Linked DNA regions of Homo sapiens: region 2 is linked to region 1. Evidence: chromatin contacts called from ENCODE Hi-C or POLR2A ChIA-PET data. All regions are on one chromosome and are shown on one strand. Each heading gives the region's core, a stretch centred on a gene start or an enhancer-like site at or near the end of the contact. The rest is flanking DNA. Distances are from core to core; before and after follow the strand shown.

What was found. A loop is a pair of places that touch in the nucleus more often than their neighbours do. ChIA-PET counts read pairs that join two places held with the same protein, here RNA polymerase II (POLR2A). Pooled maps may share reads with other maps.
Region 2: a loop to region 1 is called in a map of endothelial cell of hepatic sinusoid, with 6 times the contacts of the local background. The contact joins two enhancer-like sites. A Hi-C loop is called at or near these places in 1 of 168 maps with a recorded cell type or tissue (endothelial cell of hepatic sinusoid) and 2 of 50 pooled maps. POLR2A ChIA-PET finds 5 or more read pairs at or near these places in 5 of 52 experiments (AG04450, K562, activated CD8-positive, alpha-beta memory T cell and 1 more).

Annotation. Positions count from the first base shown.
Region 1 is chr17:532,414-535,729 of GRCh38, reverse strand. VPS53 (VPS53 subunit of GARP complex) reads left to right here. Exons shown (of 22, transcript NM_001128159.3): 19 at 2,819-2,888. The region is part of intron 1 of VPS53-AS1 (VPS53 antisense RNA 1); the gene reads right to left. Among named protein-coding and RNA genes, the nearest start is that of VPS53-AS1, 11 kb to the right of the region's middle. Within about 2 kb of position 1,614, at least 7 of the 41 ENCODE cell types and tissues checked have a DNase peak (open chromatin) inside an H3K27ac peak, as active enhancers do.
Region 2 is chr17:599,827-602,964 of GRCh38, reverse strand. VPS53 (VPS53 subunit of GARP complex) reads left to right here. Exons shown (of 22, transcript NM_001128159.3): 12 at 1,069-1,170. Among named protein-coding and RNA genes, the nearest start is that of VPS53-AS1, 79 kb to the right of the region's middle. RefSeq lists an enhancer at 678-1,877. Within about 2 kb of position 1,329, at least 9 of the 41 ENCODE cell types and tissues checked have a DNase peak (open chromatin) inside an H3K27ac peak, as active enhancers do.

The sequences.
Region 1 (3,316 bases), core at 365-2,864:
ACTCTCTGGGTGCTCATTAGTGTGTTAGAAATGTTGCTGATAAATCACATCGTGACGCTCCCCATAACTGCTGGTAGAAGCAGTGTCTCTGTAAAAATTTACTGTGACTCAAAATCTCCAGGGTGGCTGCTCCGGGGTCTCATTGAGCTTACGTTAAAGTGAAGGAGGAGTCCGTTGACTTAGCCAGTCCCAGCGTCTCCCAGCTCAGTCATATGATTGAGCTTACATTAAAGTGAAGGAGGAGTCTGTTGACTTAGCCAGTCCCGGCGTCTCCCTGCTCAGTCATATGATTGAGCTTACATTAAAGCGAAGGAGGAGTCCGTTGACTTAGCCAGTCCCGGCGTCTCCCAGCTCAGTCATATGATTGAGCTTACGTTAAAGTGAAGGAGGAGTCGGTTGACTTAGCCAGTCCCAGCATCTCCCAGCATCAGCCTCACATTCTCTCAGAGCCCTTGAGTTTCATTGCTAAGCCCAGGTTGAGTGCGCTGGGAATTGGATGCCCCCCCTCACATCTGTAATCATTCAGCCTGGGATCTAGGAAGTGGTTTTCTGTTTTCATCCATGGTGCCTTCTCATCCTGCTAAAATCCCGCTTAACAGAGGTGGGCTTGTGAGGAGACCCTTCCCTGGTCAAGGGCAGCAGCCACCACCGCCCTGATGGCCCAGAGAAGCCCTTGGCAGTTACCCAGCACATTGCTTGGTTTTTTCCCCACAGGACGTGTGTCAGGTCCTCATACTCCCCCCATCGCCACCTGTAGACTAGTATAGAGAGCCAGTTCAGGGGCACAGCCAAAGGTTTTTTTTTTTTTTTTTGATACAGGGTCCCACTCTGTTACCCAGGCTGGAGTGCAGTGGTGCAACCACAGCTCACTGCAGCCCCCATCTCCTGGGCTTAGGTGATTCTCCCACCTCAGCCTCCTGAATAGCTGGGATTACAGGCGCTCGCCACCCGGCCTAGCTCATTTTTCTATTTTTTGTAGAGATGAGATTTTGCCATGTTGCCCAGGCTGGTCTCAAACTCCTGGGCTCAAGCAGTCCACCTGCCTGGGCCTCTCAGAGTGCTGGGATTATAGGCATGAGCTGCCATGCCCAGTCCGGAGCATGTTCTAATGTGAAGCAACTTAGGTTACAAAGCGCTGTGTGCACAGCTGCCATTGGTCATGAGTTCAGTTTCATGTTGCTTGTCTGGCTCTGGTTTCCAGCACTGAGGAATTCCTTCCAAATAGCCCCTTGTTTACTCTCCTTCCTGATCACAAGCCACCTCCAGATCCGATCTCCGGACTCCAGTTTCCTCTCCCTCAGCTTCCTTTCTACCCCACCCCTGCAAAACCATAGATGTTTCCTTTTACCTCGTTTGCTGTCTTAAGCAATAGCAGCCTTTCCTGTTGAGACATCAAAATCCACAGCCTGGTTGAAACTGCAGTTGAACCACAAGCAACTTCCCTCATCCACTGAGCTGATCCTCCTCCCTTCAATCAAGGAGATAATGAGACAAATCTCATAATAGTGGTTGGGAAGATAAAATGAGAAGTCACATATTAACTTCCTGGTAAAGTGCTGATACCAAGCTGACATTCAAAAAGTGGTAGGTGGCTGGGCGCGGTGGCTCACGCCTGTCATCCCAGCGCTTTGTGGGGCCGAGGCAAGAGGATCACTTGAGGCCAGGAGTTCGAGACCAGCCTGGCCAACATGGTGAAACCCTATCTCTACTAAAAATACAAAAATTAGCTGGGTATGCTGGTGCGTGCCTGTAGTCCCAGCTACTCAGGAGGCTGAGGCACCAGAATTGCTTGAACCCAGGAGGCAGAGGTTGCAGTGAGCCAAGATGGTGCCACTGTACTCCAGCCTGGGTGACAGAGCGAGACTCTGTCTCAAAAAAAAAAAAAAGTTTATGATTTACTCAATGTGCATTCACTTGAGCATCTCCTATGTCTCAGACCCAGAGTTAAATGTTTTGGCCTGATAAACATGGCCCCCATCTTCGTTTGCCTTAATAGTCAGGTGAAGCAAAATAGACATGTAAGCAAATGAGCATAATGAACTAGGTTAGATGTGAGGGTGGAGGCCTGCAGACTCCATGTAGAGTATGGCGAAGGCAGCAGAAGAAAGGCTTTCTAGAGACGCCGTTGAACAGGATCTGAGAGGTGCGTGTGTACTGACCCACAAGCCCCTTCTAGGAAAGGCAGTCCAGGCGAGGGAGCAGTGTAGGCATTAAATAGCCCCCAGAATCCTGGGATCTGCAAGTGGCTCAGTTGGGTTGAAGCATAGGGAGGCCAGGGCTTAGCAGGATGAGGCTGGAGACAGAGAATGAAGAATCAAGGAAGCCTGGCCCAGTGGCTCACGCTTGTAATCCCAGCACTTCCGGAGCCCAAGGGAGGAGGACTGCTTGAAGCCAGGAGTTTGAGCCCAGCCTGGGCAGCATAACGAAATCCTGCCTCTACAAAAAAATTAAAAAGTAGCCAGGTGCGGTGCCTGTAGCCCTTACATCCAGTCTGATTGGGCTAGCTTCGATCATATTCCCTCTCAGGACAAACAACAGTCACCAAAGGAATGCTGTGCTCTGACGAGCTGAGAATAGTTAGAGTTCACTGGGAGTCTAGGATGGGATCCGGTTTTCCCGGGCCTGCCAGGGCCTCATGTAACTAAACAAAACCAGGACTTCACTCAGAAGAAAAATAAGATAATGGGCAACAGTGGAGTCCACTTCGATTCTTCATTAAAAAAGGTTTTTTCATGGAGATACGTGGAACCTTAAAGTTTTTGCATTTCTTTCCTCAAGAGAGAATAAGCCTAATTTGTCACTTCTTTTTTATCCACAGCTCCTTCATTCCCAAATTCATCACCCACCTCTTCAAGTGCAAGCCAATTAGCATGGTGGGAGCAGAACAGGTGAGATGGACGTAGTATCAGGCATTTGCCTGGCAGCTTTTGTTGTAGATCAAGCACATATTCTTCTAGTCCAGATCTACTTGGCAGGAATAAAATTGATGATGTCCCCTGTTTGGGGACAGTATAATGACTCACCCGGAAGGTTTCTTAATTCGTTCTTCCATTTATTTTTAAAAATTTTGTTTGAACGCCTACTAAGTTCTGGGTGCAGGGTATAACACAGCAAGCACCATGGAAAGGTCCCTGCTCCTAGTGCTCACACTCCAATAAGAAGAAGTGGCTGGGCCGGGCACAGCGGCTCACGCTGTAACCCCAGCATTTCGGGAGGCCTGGGCAGGCAGATCACCTGGGGTAAGGAATTTGAGAGCAGCCTGGCCAACATGGTGAAATCCCATCTCTACTAAAAATACAAAAATTAGCTGGGCATG
Region 2 (3,138 bases), core at 80-2,579, 68 kb before region 1:
ACTTCTCGTCTCCAGAGAGCCATGCCTTGCCCCCTTCCCTCGTCCCCAGCACCAAGCAGTCCCTCTTTTCTGTTTGTCCAGTTGGCCTCCTTTCTGCTAAAGCCTTCAGCTCCCAGGCATAAACAACATCTCTAGGTGAAAACTGTAAAGGAATTCCAGAGAGCTGCCTTGATTCTGTAGTTGTACTGGAATTAACGTCATCAGTGACCCTTGTGTGTATCATGTGCTGCTTCTAGGGTTTCACATTTGATCCTCCAGATAGTCCTGTGACTACATCCTCATTCAGCAGATGAAGTTACTGAGGCTCAGAGAAGCTGGGTGATAGGGCCAGTGCCGCACGGTTGGAGCTACAGCTACCATGCCTCCTGCCTGCAGCCTTCCCACTGGCCCATGTTTCCACTCCGTGATGTATTTTGAAATAGTGGTCATATTTGGAAGCTGAGAAGTCGATTTTCTCAAGGAGATTTCTGTTGTGGTTGTTGTAATGGGGCTTACTTGGGAAGAGACATCTGTTAATCTAGAACACATGAGATTAGTTTTGTAGTTTGTTCTTGCGTTGAAATCCATCTGGCACTTTGATTCATTTCTATTTACTGAGGACCTGCTACATGCTAGGCACTGAGATAGGATGGGGAACAAGACAGACACAATCTCTGCCATCATGGAGGCCAGAAGGGAAAAGACAAATAATGGGCAATTGCTATATTTTAATAAATGCCTGGGTAGGAGACATGTAGCTTGGTTTGGGAACACGTGTCAGGGACATCTGACCCAAACCTGACAGATGGGAAAGGCTTCCCAGCAGAACGGAGTTCCGGTTTGAGGACTGAGGATGCGTGAGCGTTTTAGCCAGATTCGAGTTGGGGCGGGGTGGTCGGGGAGGTTGCAGGAAGAGGGAAAGCACTGTGAAGGCCCGGAGGCAAGAATGTGGTCTGGGTTGCCTCAGTTCTTCTTTATCAGATAGCGTGCATGACTTCCTTGTTGGAGACACCTAGAAAAAGCAGATCAATGGGGAAAGCTATTGAATATGCTCAGAAAACACTTCTCTTTCTCATATCTACCTAACAGAAAAAGCTTGAGTCTCCACCCCCATCTACCAATCCCTTCCTGGAAGATGAGCCAACACCAGAGATGGAGGAACTGGCAACGGAGAAAGGAGATTTAGATCAAGTAAGTCTGGTTTGCGTCACCACGGGTAACCTACCCAATGTGCGTTTCTGAAAATCGGTCTGCTTGCTCCAGATACGATCCTTTGGCTCTTGGCCACGTTCAGAGATGACAGCTGTTGTGGTCTTTACAGAAGGCCTTTATCTGAAAGTGCATGTAGAAAACTCCATGAAAGGGCAGACTTCCCTGCCCACATCTCTGCTCCTGAAGAGCCCCGCCTCCAGGACACACACAAGCTTCATTAGCCACTGTGGTGGGGCCAGGAGAGTTCTGCTCTGCCTCATTCAGCATCTCCTGAGCTTGTCAGCTGAGTTTTTGGTTTGACTGTCATCTGGTACAGTGATGATGAGAGAGGCTGAACAATCCCCGGGAAGCCAGCAGCACCCTCGGCTAGGAGAGGCCTCCATGCAGTGTAAGCTGATCACTTTAGGTCTGGAAGCCATTGGGGAGGCCTGGAAATGTCAAGGTGGCCAGTGGCATATTTGAAGAGTTACTTTTCAGAGCACACTAACACTTTAATTTCCTTTGGATTTTTCTGTCCAAGTCTAAATTTCCTCTCCCTTCATCCTACAGAATGGTGTTTTTGGTTAACTGCCATGTTATGACAAGGGAGGTTAGAGCAATAAATCAGAACGTTTCCCTTCTAGATTAGTGATCCCTGTTTTTAATTGTCTACACTTGGCTGCTGGAGGATTATTTTACGGTATTGTTTTGCTCCAGACACCACCAAAAGGGAGGCTGGCTGGGAGGACCAGCTCTGAGAAACCTGTAACCATGTACTTTGCAGCTAGCCCTGCATTCATTCTTTCCCAGCACCACAAGGGCAGGAGCCAAGAGAGCAGAGCTTCCAGGAGCAGTTCTGAAATGATGCAATCAAATGTGTCTGGTCCCTTGATTAAATGATTGTAATAGAATGGATACTCACACTTTTATAGTCCTTTGCACTTTTAAATTCTTTTACATGCTTTATGTTATCGTCACAATTCCTGCCTCTTGCTTTATAGGTGATGAAACTGCAGCTCAGAGAGGTTAAGTGGTTGGCCCAGGGTTGCACAGCTTGGAAGTGGAGGAGCTTAAACTGGAAGCCAGGTCTCAATGTCAGAAACTAGAATTCCTTTCCCAGTGCTATTTTGTTGATGGACTCATGTCTCATTGAAGAGTAGAGGACATAGAACTGAATCTCAGGAATAGAAGTAAATGAACAAAACTGATGGGACATCTTGAGGAGGCTCCATCCCGGAGATGTATTTATAGGATTAGATGCAGTTGATTTAAAGCCGTCATAGTATTGACTGGCATGGAAGAAAACAAACAGTTTCTTGTAACTAATTAAATGCAGTTCTCAATTGCATTTTGGGAGCAGGGACTAGGGTGGAAAGAAGGCTCTGGGTGTAGAGCCCATGCTTCTGGCATGTCCTCCACCCACACAGGGCCACCTCTGCCCTGTGAGCATGCTTTGCGCAGGAGAGCCATTTGCAGAGCCCTGATGTCTCACGAATGCTAGTAGCTGCCATGGTCATGTCCGAAATTGTGCAGTTAAACACTCAGATGCTTGCAGTGTTGCCAGGAAAAGTTATTCTTTTCGCTAGTCATCTCTGGATGTTATTAAATTGGATTAAGATAGGCCCCATTACCTACAAAATCAGTTTTGCCAGGTAAAATGTAATTTTCCTTTTTCTTGGAACTTTTTCCTCCTATGAAAGCTTGAAGTTACTGTTGTAAGGACCAAGACCTGCTCATTCTAAGAACACAGAACACTGACATCTGACCAGTACATGGGGTAAAGCAGAGTCAGGTGCTGGGAAAATGCTGGACTCTTGTCGGCCATTAACCGACTGACCATGTGACCTTCAGTAGGTTATTCTCTCTTTAGACTTCCCTAGCTTGTCTTTAGTGAGAGCTAATGGTTTTCAAACTGTATTCCTTGGTGCCCCATCAGATGTCACTGTGGAAGTTAGGAGGAGGCCAGAG